Regions from separate parts of the Mus musculus genome. Here regions 2 and 3 are each linked to region 1. The links are chromatin contacts, found by Hi-C or POLR2A ChIA-PET in ENCODE. All regions are on one chromosome and are shown on one strand. Each heading gives the region's core, a stretch centred on a gene start or an enhancer-like site at or near the end of the contact. The rest is flanking DNA. Distances are from core to core; before and after follow the strand shown.

Region 1 (3,594 bases), core at 341-2,840:
TGTTCAGGGCTCCCTAGAATATGCTAGTGCTGCCTCCAACCTGCTTTAGGTCCCAAGCACCCGCTGCATCCCAGACCCTGGCTGCGTCCCTGAACTGAGCCCTCCGCCCCAAGGAGTTTGTTTCATTAGCCCCATTTAACAAAGACACCAAAGCTCAGAGAAGGACAGACACCTGCCTCCAACACACAGCTTTCAAATCCAGAAGCACCGAACACCCAAACTCTGTCCCTCTTAGCCAACCACCTCCTCCTGAGATCCTGCTTCCCCTGCCAGGCAGGCAGCAAGGGAAGGGGTTTCCCAGCGGGTCTAGGGGTCGCCAGAGTCCAGGAGCCTCAGTGCGGGCAGATCAAGGTACGGTGACCTCGGGCACCCACCACTTCTCTCTGACTGCTCTGCTACTGCTGTCAGCCAGCTCCGGGGGATCATACTGCTCGAGCTCCGGGATCCCCTTGCTGGGTGGTCCCCCGCCGTTGCCCTGTGCCGAGTACATGTAGTCCAGACCCCCAAGTTTCCACTCGCCAGCCCTGTCCACAAACACAGCGGCCATGCAGACATTATTGTGGATGAGGTTGCAGTCGTTGACCAGGAAGCTGAGGGCTTTCACGATCTGGTGTAACCCCCATGACAGCTCCTGCTCCTTCAGGCCACCTGCTTCTGCTCGTGCCTTGAGGTATGTTCCCAGGGGGGTCACAGCCTCTGTCACGATGTGGAGGCACTTTTCTGTCTGAGTAAGAAAAGGGGTATCAGGGCACGGTGCCAGAAGAGGAAGGGAAGATGAGGGGCGTGACAGGGAAAGAGGCAGTGGAGAAGATACCAAATCTGAAGCTACTGAAGCACTTGGGTACAAAGTGAGGGCCTGAGGAGAGTAAGATGGGTAGATCGGGCGACAGGTACCTCCAACCCATCGATATAGGCCAGGATGTTGGGGTGTCGGAGAGTTTTGAGGCGTTTGAAGGCAGCTTTGGCCACCTGGGTCTGCTCTTCAGCTCCCGGTTTCACATCATACACGAAGATGGACACTGCGCTGCCTGTGGCCTGGTGGAGGACAGACAGAGCAACCTGAGAGGCACGGGCCGGGTGATCTCTCCAACCTGCCTGGGCTACAGCAGCTCCGAGCCCATCTCCAAAACAGAAGGGAAGGGACTCCAGCCAGTCTCGCCCTAGGACAGCCCTGAAGGAGCTAGCCAGGCCCACGTGACCCCCGTCCGGTTTGCTTGTCCGTCCCTCGGTCCTTCCGCCCGCCACGTCGTCACTGCTCGCCCCGCTCCCCAGCCCGTTGCCGGGATTCTCGGTCGCCGCCACGTCAGGCCCGGCGCGACACAGCGAAGCCGGCATACATAGTAGGAAAGGCCGAGGTCGGCCGCGGCCTTCGGAGCAGCGCAGTATCTCACCTTTTTGCGGCCTCGGTGCAGGATCCAGGGCCCGGGCGGCCCGCCTTCGGGGGGCTCAGGGCTCAGCTCGAACGGGAAGTCCCGGACCGGGTCCCGGGCAAAGAACCACATCGTCGCCGCCGCCACGGGCTCGGGAGCCTCCACTCCGGGTCCTCCGGCCGCCCGAGCCGGGGCGGGGCGGGGCGAGGGCGGAGCCAGTCTGGTCTATGGGCGGGGTTTGAGTTGGGGCGGAGCTTTAGGGTGGGGCCTTGCGGGAGTGAGGCTGGACTGAAGGCAGACCTCCCTGGGCAGGGCGGAGCGTGACCGGAAGGGTGAGCCAAGATGGTCATCTGAATGCTCCCAACTTGTGGCCTTGTATAGATAGAAAAATTGAGTGTGATAGAGAGTAGTGAGTGCAACCGTTGTAGAATGAAGAGGGGAGGGGTTCAGGAAGTGAGCGTGACAATAGGGCCTATCTAAACCTGGGGGGGCAGGGGTGGAAAGAGATGGGGAGATAGAAAAGAAAGGCTACTAGTGGCAGGCAGTATGATTGGAAAGTAATAGTAGTGAGGAGAATGGTTATTGCTCTCATTTTTTAAGATATATTTATTTTATGTATATGACTACACTGTAGCTGGCTTCAGACACAACAGAAGAGGGCATCGGATTCCATTACAGATGGTTGTGAGCTGCCATGTGGTTGCTGGGAATTGAACACAGGACCTCTGGAAAAGCAGTCAGTGCTCTTAACCCCTGGTCTCTCCAAACTCCAATGGTTATCTCTTAAGCCAAACGCTCCTTCAACAGGCAATGGGCAGATTTGGGGTTCAGCGAGGAATTTAGTTACTACAATAAAGGTACTTGAGACCTTGAGAGTGGGGTTGAGGTGGAGATAGGCAAGGGGTGACACAAATGTCCTGAGAGGTCTGGGAAACTGTTGTTAGAGAAGTATGTCCAAAGTGGACATGGGTGCTGGCCAGAGTCCTGCAGGAGCTTGAAGCTGGGAATGATGTTTGAGTCACTGAGCTGAGCTGGCAGTTGGAACATGGCAAAGCCAGGAATAAACCTTTTCTTCCAGAATGTCTCTCAGCACCCTCTGTTGGCCCACAACCTCCTATAACTCCAGTTTTAGGAGCGCCAATACCCTGTGATAGTTTGTATATGGTTGGCCCAGTGTACTCCTATTAAGAAAATACCTCTGTGATGGTTTGTATATCCTTGGACCAGGGAGTGGCACAATCTGGAGGTGTGACCTAATGGGTGTGTCATTGTAGGTGTGGGTATAAGATCCTCACCCTAGTTGCTTGGAAGTCAGTCTTCCACTAGCAGCCTTTGGATGAAGACATAGAAATCTCAGCTCCTCCTGCGCCATGCCTGCCTGGATACTACCATGCTCCCACCTTGATGATAATGGACTGAACCTCTGAACCTGTAAGCCAGCCCCAATTAAATGTTGTTTTTTATAAGACTTGTCTTGGTCATGGTGTCTGTTCACAGCAGTAAAACCCTGACTAATACAGAAGTTGGTACCAGAAGTGGGGTATTGCTGTGATAGGCCTGACCATGCTTTTATTTGAAAGAATGTGGATTTTGGGACTTTGGATTTGGAAAGCAGTAGAATGCTTTAAATGAGGCTTAATGGGTCATCCTAGTAGGAATATGAAAGATTTTGTTGCTGGGAGTGATTTGAACTGTGTTGACCTGGCCCAAGAGATTTCAAAGGAGAAGATTTTCAGAATGTGGCATTAAGACTGGTTTTGTGGTATTTTGGTGAAGAATGTGGCTACTTTTTGCCCTTGTCTGAAAAGTTTGCCTGAGGCTATTGGTAAGCCTAGTTGGAGTGGAACACCCCAGTGTATTGGAGATGTCAGTACCATGGGATGATTACCAAGAACAGCAGCCATAGTGGAGTGGATCAACCTGAGCTTAGAATGCTACAGAGGGCAGAGCTGGAAAAGTGATGCCAGCCCTTAGGAGGAGTCCAAAAGATCAAGTGGAATCCCAGACACTGAAACAAGAAGCTGTAACATTGAAATTGCCTTGGAGACTCAAAGATGTTAAAGATGCCAGAGCCATGGGATACATGCTGAGGAAAGCTGCTAACAGGGAGTGGAACCAGCCCAGGAGAAAGCAGTTTGTTGCAGTCAACAAAGATGAGAAAGGAGTGGAGATCTGAAGACGGCTTTGACATCAGCCATGGAGATGCAGAGTTTGGAATTTGCCC
Region 2 (3,594 bases), core at 656-3,155, 350 kb after region 1:
TATATACACCTCTAGTTCCAGGCAAACTCGTTTCCAGAGCTTGGCTCTGCCCACCTGCCAGCTCCAGTCATGTTCCCTCAGAGAGGCTACCCCACTTCCTCTCTCCTCTTCTAAGAAAGACCCAGCCATCTGATCCTTCTCTGGTCTTTTTGAGGTGCCACAAGACCAGACCTCCTTCAATCTAAATCCTTACAAGGCAGTGTTGTACATTTACATAGGGACACAGGCCAACATAACATAAAGGCTTGCCTGGAGCACAGGCTATTATGCTAGACCCAAACTTAAGGCTTCTGACTCAGGGTTCCCACTGCAGCCTGAGGGCACTGGCTTCCCTACACTTTCCCCTCTATCTGCAAGGGTCACTGTTGGAGGATGACTTGGCCCTAGTTTCCTTTCCAGGAAATCTTGGTACTGGAATCTTGGGCCACTTTTCTTAAATTAGTGAATTTAAGAGTCACTGTGTGTAGCCGGGTAGTGGTGGTGCACGCCTTTTATACCAGCACTTGGGAGGTAGAGGCAGGCCGATTTCTGGGTTCTGGGTTCGAGGCAAGCCTAGTCTACAAAGTGAGTTCCAGGACTGCCAGGGCTACACAGAGAAACCCTGTCTGGAAAAAAGAAAAAAAAGAAAAAACAAAGAGTCACTGTGTGCATGTATGATACAAATATATTGTCTCCACATATAAAATCATCAAAGAATCTGCCTGCCTCTGCCTCCAAAGTGTTCCCATACAAGGCGCCTGTTACCACGCCCACTGGACTTTCCTATAATTAAATCACCCATAGAAGGGAATCTTTTAGCACCTCCTGTTAGATATGTTTATGGGCCAGCCCACGGAGCAGTTCTTATAAGTTTGGAAAGCGCTTTCTAGGTCAACTCTCTCAGTACTATCCTACCTCCTTCCACCTCTACTATGTAGAAAACAGCCAATTTGAGAATGTCAGACCTGAGGTCCCACGTCGGGACTTTTACCAACTGACTTTCCCAAGAAGAAGCTATTGCTGGGGGATGGAAGTTACAGTACTCCCAAGCTATAGTTCGCCGTTGCTGCTACAATTGCGTCTTCCCCACCCCAGGCTCCTCGGGTCCCCGCACTTAGTTCTCTGGGATCGACTCACCCAAGTTGTAGAGCAGAAAGAGGCCCTGAAAAGCAGCCTGGCGGGGGTAGGGGCCTTTGCCCCGCGCGTAGCAGCGCCGCAGCGAACCGAAGCCTTCCTGCACCTGAGTCTGAAGCAGCACCGGGTCCGCGGCTCCGCGCGTCTCTTCTGGCCGCACCCGCGCCACCACGGCCAGCAGCGTGGCCAGCGCAGCCTCCAGCACTGTCGCTGCGTCCGCGTCGTCCACGCCCTGCAGCGACAGATCTAGCCGCACTGCGCGCAGGCGGTCGGCCACAAAGCTCGCCACCTCCGCGCACGACACGTCGCCGCGGCCAGCCACCTCACCGGCCAGATAACGCACGGTGGCTAAGAGCACTGGCGGCGGCCGCAGCAGGCTTGGCGGGGGCCGGGGTTTGCCCGCTGCCGGCCGGCTGTACTCCTTCACTGTGCGCTTGGGGTCGGCTCGGGGAGCGTTCCCACGGCCGCCTGGCTCCACCTCCAGTCGGTGCAGGCGGCGCTCGCGCTCGCGTCGGGCGCGCTCGGCGGCCGGGCACATGTCTGGGCACAGGCCCATGGGTAGTTTGCAGCCGGACATGGTAGGGGTGTGGGTAGAGGACGCACACTCAGCATCGCCGGGCCAGCGGAAGCGCGGCACTGCATCCTGCCGTGGGCTCGAGGGACAGACTCGAGCCCCAGTCTGGCCAAACGCAGCCTGCCGCGGCTTTCTCGATTTGCCGCTCCCGCGGCCTTTAGAAACGCCTCCCATAATCCATCGCGCCTGGCTTCGGTTTTCCCCCTTAAATCGTCCCATGATGCATCGGTTTGTAGTCCCGCGACGCAGGCCACACCTCCCCAGGGCTGGGATTTGTTGGTTTAGCTTTTTGTTCTTAGGGCTCTCGAAGTAGCAAGTCCTGCTTTACGTACGTGTCTATTATTTCTTTAACACACTCAGCTAGTGCTGCGTGCCTGTCATTCTTCATTGTTTCCCTATGCGTTTTGTTTTAACTGTGTACCTTTGCATGGTCTGGAAGTCACTATATAGACCAGGCTGACTCAGTAGAGATCCGCCTGTCTCTTTGCCTTCCAATTCCCGGATTAAAGGCGCGGCCACTCATTCATAGTTATTATTAGCATTCTGTCTAAGCTTCACTTCACAGTTAGCTGACAACAACCAGGTAGGCTCCACCCAACAGCTACCTGGCAACAGTCAGGTAGGCCTGACCCATTATAAAAGGGGCTGCTTGCCCCCTCCTCTCTCTTGCCTTCTTGCTCCTGCTCTAGTCCCTTGCCCCTCCCCCTCCCTGTGCTCATGGCCAGCTTCTAATTCTCTACTCCTCTACTTCTCTCTCCCCCCCTCCTCTCTCTGCCTTTCTCTGCCTCTAGTACCCTCTTAACTCCCCTTCCCATGTCCTGAATAAATTCTACTATTACCATCGCTTGGCTGGTCCCTCAGGGGGATAGGATGCCTTGGCAAGGGCCAGCTGAAGCACCTCAATGGAACATATTCCTCCTCTCTTTATCTTCTTATAAACATAATGGGTATGATGTGCCAGACACCGCTTATTCAACTCTGTTGGTACAATGTAAACTCAACCACAGACAATAATAAGCAAATGGACCTGGTTGTGTTCAGGCATGTGTTTTACTCACACGTATTTAAATTTTATGAGATTTTCACTAGTCAAAGAATCTTTTTTCTTCCAACCATAAAAAAAAAGAAAGAAAGAGAAGAAGAGAAAAGGAAAGGAAAGGAAAGAAAGAGAAAGGAAGGAAGGCTCTCAAGGGCCTTACAAAAAAGGCAGTGGGCCAGGTCTGGCTACAGACTCTGGTCTAGATGGGTGAACTGACAGGTTAGGGGCCCAGATGCCACTCACATAGAACAGATAGGCAGGATCAGAAGTTCAAGTCTAATTCCAAGGAGGCAGGCAGGTCAGAGCTGAGAAGTCTTTGCTTTTCTTATACTTGATCCAGTTAATACAGATATGGCCCCTGGTAGTCATACGAGCAGGAAGCACGGCCAGGTCCCAAAGAGAGCAGTGGGGGTGGCTGGCAGTGCTGGAGCTGACATCCCAGGAAGGGTCCACCCCTTAGGGCAAGTGTGTGTGAAGCATCTCTGCCCGCTTCAGGTACTCGGCTGCCTTCTTCTTCACACCTTCCCGGCGGGCAGGGGATGGGTCACCTGGAGGAAGCAGATGGCCCACCTACATTCAGAACCCAGGTCATAATGTGTCCTTTCCCTCCCTGGGTCCTCCTGTCTTTGCCTCATTTTATGAGGCTATTAAAAAAAATAAGGGAAAATTCTGCCCAGTGTCTCCAGTTGACCTGTGAGAAACAGATGTTCACGGTCCCTCTTTCTTTCTTTAGAATGTATTGTATGTGTGTGAGTGAGCACGGGAGGGTCAGCGGGCAACCTTGGGTGTAGGTCTTCCCCTATCACCGTGTCTGTCGTCTGTCGGAGATAAGATCTCTCTGTTCTCTGCAGCCTATGCCAGGTTCAGC
Region 3 (3,594 bases), core at 399-2,898, 280 kb before region 1:
GGTGGAGAGTTCGAATGTGGGCACATGGTTGGATCCCGGGGATGCTAGTTAGACACTTCGCTTCTGTGGCTCATTAAAAGTGAAGGAGCCTCAGGGAGGATGAAGGTGGGAACCTTGCTGGGGCAGGGATGTCTCAAGCTGAGGGACACAGGGCTCAATAGAACATAGAGGTCCCTTCAGTGTTTGGAACAACGCACGGTCTTCAGCTGTCACGCTGTCACTCCGGAAGTCGTCGGGAGCCCAATTCGCAGACCCTCTTCTCAGTCTAGCTTTTGTGCACCCGCCTCTTTCCTCAAGCAGCCTTATAAGGAGCCTGCAGCTGGCGCTTGGACTGGGCACGCCCTCTGGAGGCTTATGCCCTAATAAGGACATCTAGGGCATCCCGCGACCAGGGGCGGAAGGAGTGCGTCTCCAGGGTAACTGCGTGGCCCCTCCCCCCGTTGCTCTGGGAAACTGCTAGTCTCGAAAAAGGTGGAGCCAGCCTTCTCCTTAGGAGGGGCCCTTGGGAGAGAAGGGGGTCAAGCTTCGGCCTCCACCTGGAGCTCCAGCAGTGTAGCCCACGGGTGCAGTCACCTGGAGCTCCCGCAGTGTAGCCCACGGGTGCAGTCTGACTACAATCCCCTGACTACAACCCCCGGCATCCTCTGCGTGCTGCCTCGCTCCTGGGGAAGCTCCTCTTTTACACCCTTTATTCAGCTTGGGGAGGTCAAGGGCCCCGGTTTCCTTTGCCTCTGAGTTGTTTGCGACTTTGCCCTTTTTTTCTAAGGCCATGGTCATTGTTTCAGGTCAGAGAAATTCTCCTGGAGTTCCCACCCCAGTTTATTTTAAACTTTTGCTTTCATATAGATTCTCTTCAGTCTTTGTGCTAAAATGATCATAAACCTATCAACTCTGGAATTAAATTGAAGTATTCCTTTTCCTGTATCGTAAAAGAAACATAAAGAAGTTTTTTTTTTGTTTTGTTTTGTTTTGTTTTGTTTTTTGATTTTTCAAGACAGGGTTTCTCTGTGTAGCCCTGGCTGTCCTGGAACTCACTTTGTAGACCAGGCTTGCCTCGCACTCAGAAATCCGCCTGCCTCTGCCTCCCGAGTGCTGGGATTAAAGGTGTGCGCCACCATGCCCGGCCATAAGGAAATTTTTAGTGCACAACTCTTCACCCTTCCCCCATGAATTACGTTTGATCTAACAATTTGCCAAACGTCTTTAGACAACGCCAAAGCTCTCAAACTTTTTATGTTAGCATTTCCTGTTTTTTAAAAAATCCTATTTGTTGAAATTTTACTCCACGGGAGCATTTCTATTGGCTTGAAGACACCGTTATACTTGGCGATTCTCTTTTCTGTGAGAGAGGATCCCAAGCTGATGATTCAAAATCTTTTTTCAGGAACCATAAAGAACAAAAAACCACTTAATTTCTGGGATAAAGAAAGTAGAGAATTATATTCAGGTCATTTTTATCAAACGATGGGCCTCTGGCTCAGAGCGTTTTTTGGTCCATTGCACCAATGGGCTCACTCTCCGTGCAACAGCCCACGCCTCTCGGCCTCCGCCTACTCTGCGCCTCAAGCTCTGCGGAACCCGGTAGCAGCTAGTTCTATTTCGGTGCAAAATCCTCGGACTTCACTTCCCGTCGGCCCGCGCGGCAAGCGCCGGAAGGCCGCCCCGCCCCTCATTGTGCGGCTCCTACTAAACGGAAGGGGCCGGGAGAGGCCGCGTTCAGTCGGATCCCGGCAGCAGCTGCGGCGGCTCAGGTCTTCAGTTGCTCTTTCTGTCTCCCTTTCGTTTCCGGAAACATGGTGAGCATTAGGCCACTGCGCCCGAGGGAAGTGGGTTCGTGATCCGTCGCTTGCGCGCCGGGCGGGGTGGGGGCGGCAGAGAAGCGGTCTTGGTATCCCATCCCCCAGCACCCCGAGCGAGATTAAGGGTCTCATTGAAGGGCAGGCCGCGCGTGCGCGCCTCCGGGCGCTGGGAAGGGCCGATTCGGACGTCGCTCGCGCGCCCCCTGGCTCCTCTCCCCTCCCCCATCCTGCCTTTGCGCCAGCGCGGCCACTGGCCGTGGGGGAGGGGTCCAGTGTGCGGGGCCTCGGGCAACGCTCGCTGGTTCTCGATGGCGCGCGCTGGACCAGAGCACGCGGCATCCAAACCCTGGCCCGGGGCCGCTAGGGAAAAGCGCGCGAGGTGTCGGCGCGCGCCCCACCCAAGGGCTGTTCCCTTCCCCGCATCATCCTCCCTCTGCGGCTAGGTTGGTCTCCACAGCAGGTGGCAGGGATTCCGCCGTCAGGGCGGGGCGGGGGCGGCCGCGGTGTGGCTCTGGGAGATGCTGAGGCATCGGGGAACCTGATTGAGACGCTGGTTCTGGAGCCTTCTTGCAACACGAGTCACGGAGTGGGTTCCTGTACAGGCTATCGCCCCACTTCTAGAAAGAGCGATTACACACTCCATTCTGTAGTCACTGTACCTCGGGCTAGAGCTAGAACAGCGCGTGCGCACATGCTTGGGCCCTGCCATCCCGGCTGCAGCTCTAGCCGAGCTAGGCCTTTTGCTGCTCTGCCGGATGGGGCCGAGGGTGGAGCCGCGTTTAGGGAAGTGACCGAGGCGGGTACCGCCCGGAAGCCACCAGCTTTTATGCTTAGCCTGAGGGCACGGGAAACTGTTTTTTGGAGTGAGACTGGCCAGAGCTACCTCTCCAGCTGACTGCGTTTACGCCTATTCCTAAAGGCGAGCCTTAGGCGTTGAGACATCTGAGGTCCGGCCGCCTCGCTGCCTCTGGGCTACGAGTGTCTCTTGGGGAGGCCCTGAACCTAGTCCAATCTTTCTCCGCCTACTCCGGAAGCGGGTGAATCACGTGGCTAGCTTCCTCTGCAGTTCCATGGTGGTGGTGGGGAGGGTTGGTTGTAGATTTCTGATTGGGTCGTCCCCCAGGGCCGTACAAAGCAGAAAGTTTTCGGCGATTTGGGGCATCACAGTTTGACCTATTAATTTGTCAGTCTTTTTTTTTTTTTAAAGGACTCACCATTCTTGGATGACAGGGAGTTGTCCAGCAGGGCCTTAATTAAGGGTTGTAATTCTTGTGTATGGGAGATCTCGGCAGGAAAGAGTGTCATTTATACAATGACTGCATTTCTAATGAGCAATAAACTACCGAGCAGCTCTTGGTGTCTGTGAATTTCTGGTGTTCTGATTCTCTTTCCTGGAGATGAGACTATGGCCCAGGAGTTTGGTGTTTTGTATCTATCCTATGCTGGCATTTTAATCAGTATCTTTCGGGTTCTTTGAATCTGGTGTTCACAACTCAGCAAGTTTTTGTTTTCTTTTTGGCTTTTTTTTAAGAGACAGGATTTCTCTGCATTGCCCCTGCTGTCCTGGAACTCATTCTATAGATCTAAGACTGGTTTCAGACTAAGAGAAAGGCGTGTTCTACCACTCTTGGCTAAGGTCTTCTTTTTAATAAGTACTGTTCTAACATTTATGGGGATGTTGAACTAGATAATTGGATCTCTCCCTTGCAGGAGGTTTGTCCTAACTAGTTCTTAGATGATGAATTGGATAGGGAAAAAAGTCTGCAGGGACATTACTAATCTGTGTGGGGCTGAG

What was found. Hi-C counts contacts between places; a loop is a spot of excess contacts on that map. ChIA-PET counts read pairs that join two places held with the same protein, here RNA polymerase II (POLR2A).
Region 2: a map of T-helper 1 cell shows a loop between it and region 1 (2.1-fold over the local background). The contact joins the promoter of Sac3d1 here to the promoter of Scyl1 in region 1. A Hi-C loop is called at or near these places in 1 of 37 maps with a recorded cell type or tissue (T-helper 1 cell). POLR2A ChIA-PET finds 5 or more read pairs at or near these places in 1 of 5 experiments (embryonic stem cell).
Region 3: POLR2A ChIA-PET joins it to region 1 with 15 read pairs in Patski. The contact joins the promoter of Cfl1 here to the promoter of Scyl1 in region 1. POLR2A ChIA-PET finds 5 or more read pairs at or near these places in 3 of 5 experiments (Patski and embryonic stem cell).

What each region holds. Positions count from the first base shown.
Region 1 is chr19:5,769,829-5,773,422 of GRCm38, forward strand. Scyl1 (SCY1-like 1 (S. cerevisiae)) reads right to left here and starts at 1,591. Exons shown (of 17, transcript NM_023912.3): 1 at 1,392-1,591; 2 at 895-1,035; 3 at 375-724. The coding sequence starts at 1,502.
Region 2 is chr19:6,116,681-6,120,274 of GRCm38, forward strand. Sac3d1 (SAC3 domain containing 1) reads right to left here and starts at 1,906. Exons shown (of 2, transcript NM_133678.3): 1 at 1,117-1,906. The coding sequence starts at 1,906. It overlaps Snx15 (sorting nexin 15), which reads right to left. Exons shown (of 8, transcript NM_026912.2): 8 at 2,719-3,274. The coding sequence ends at 3,183.
Region 3 is chr19:5,488,807-5,492,400 of GRCm38, forward strand. Cfl1 (cofilin 1, non-muscle) reads left to right here and starts at 1,649. Exons shown (of 4, transcript NM_007687.5): 1 at 1,649-1,796. The coding sequence starts at 1,794.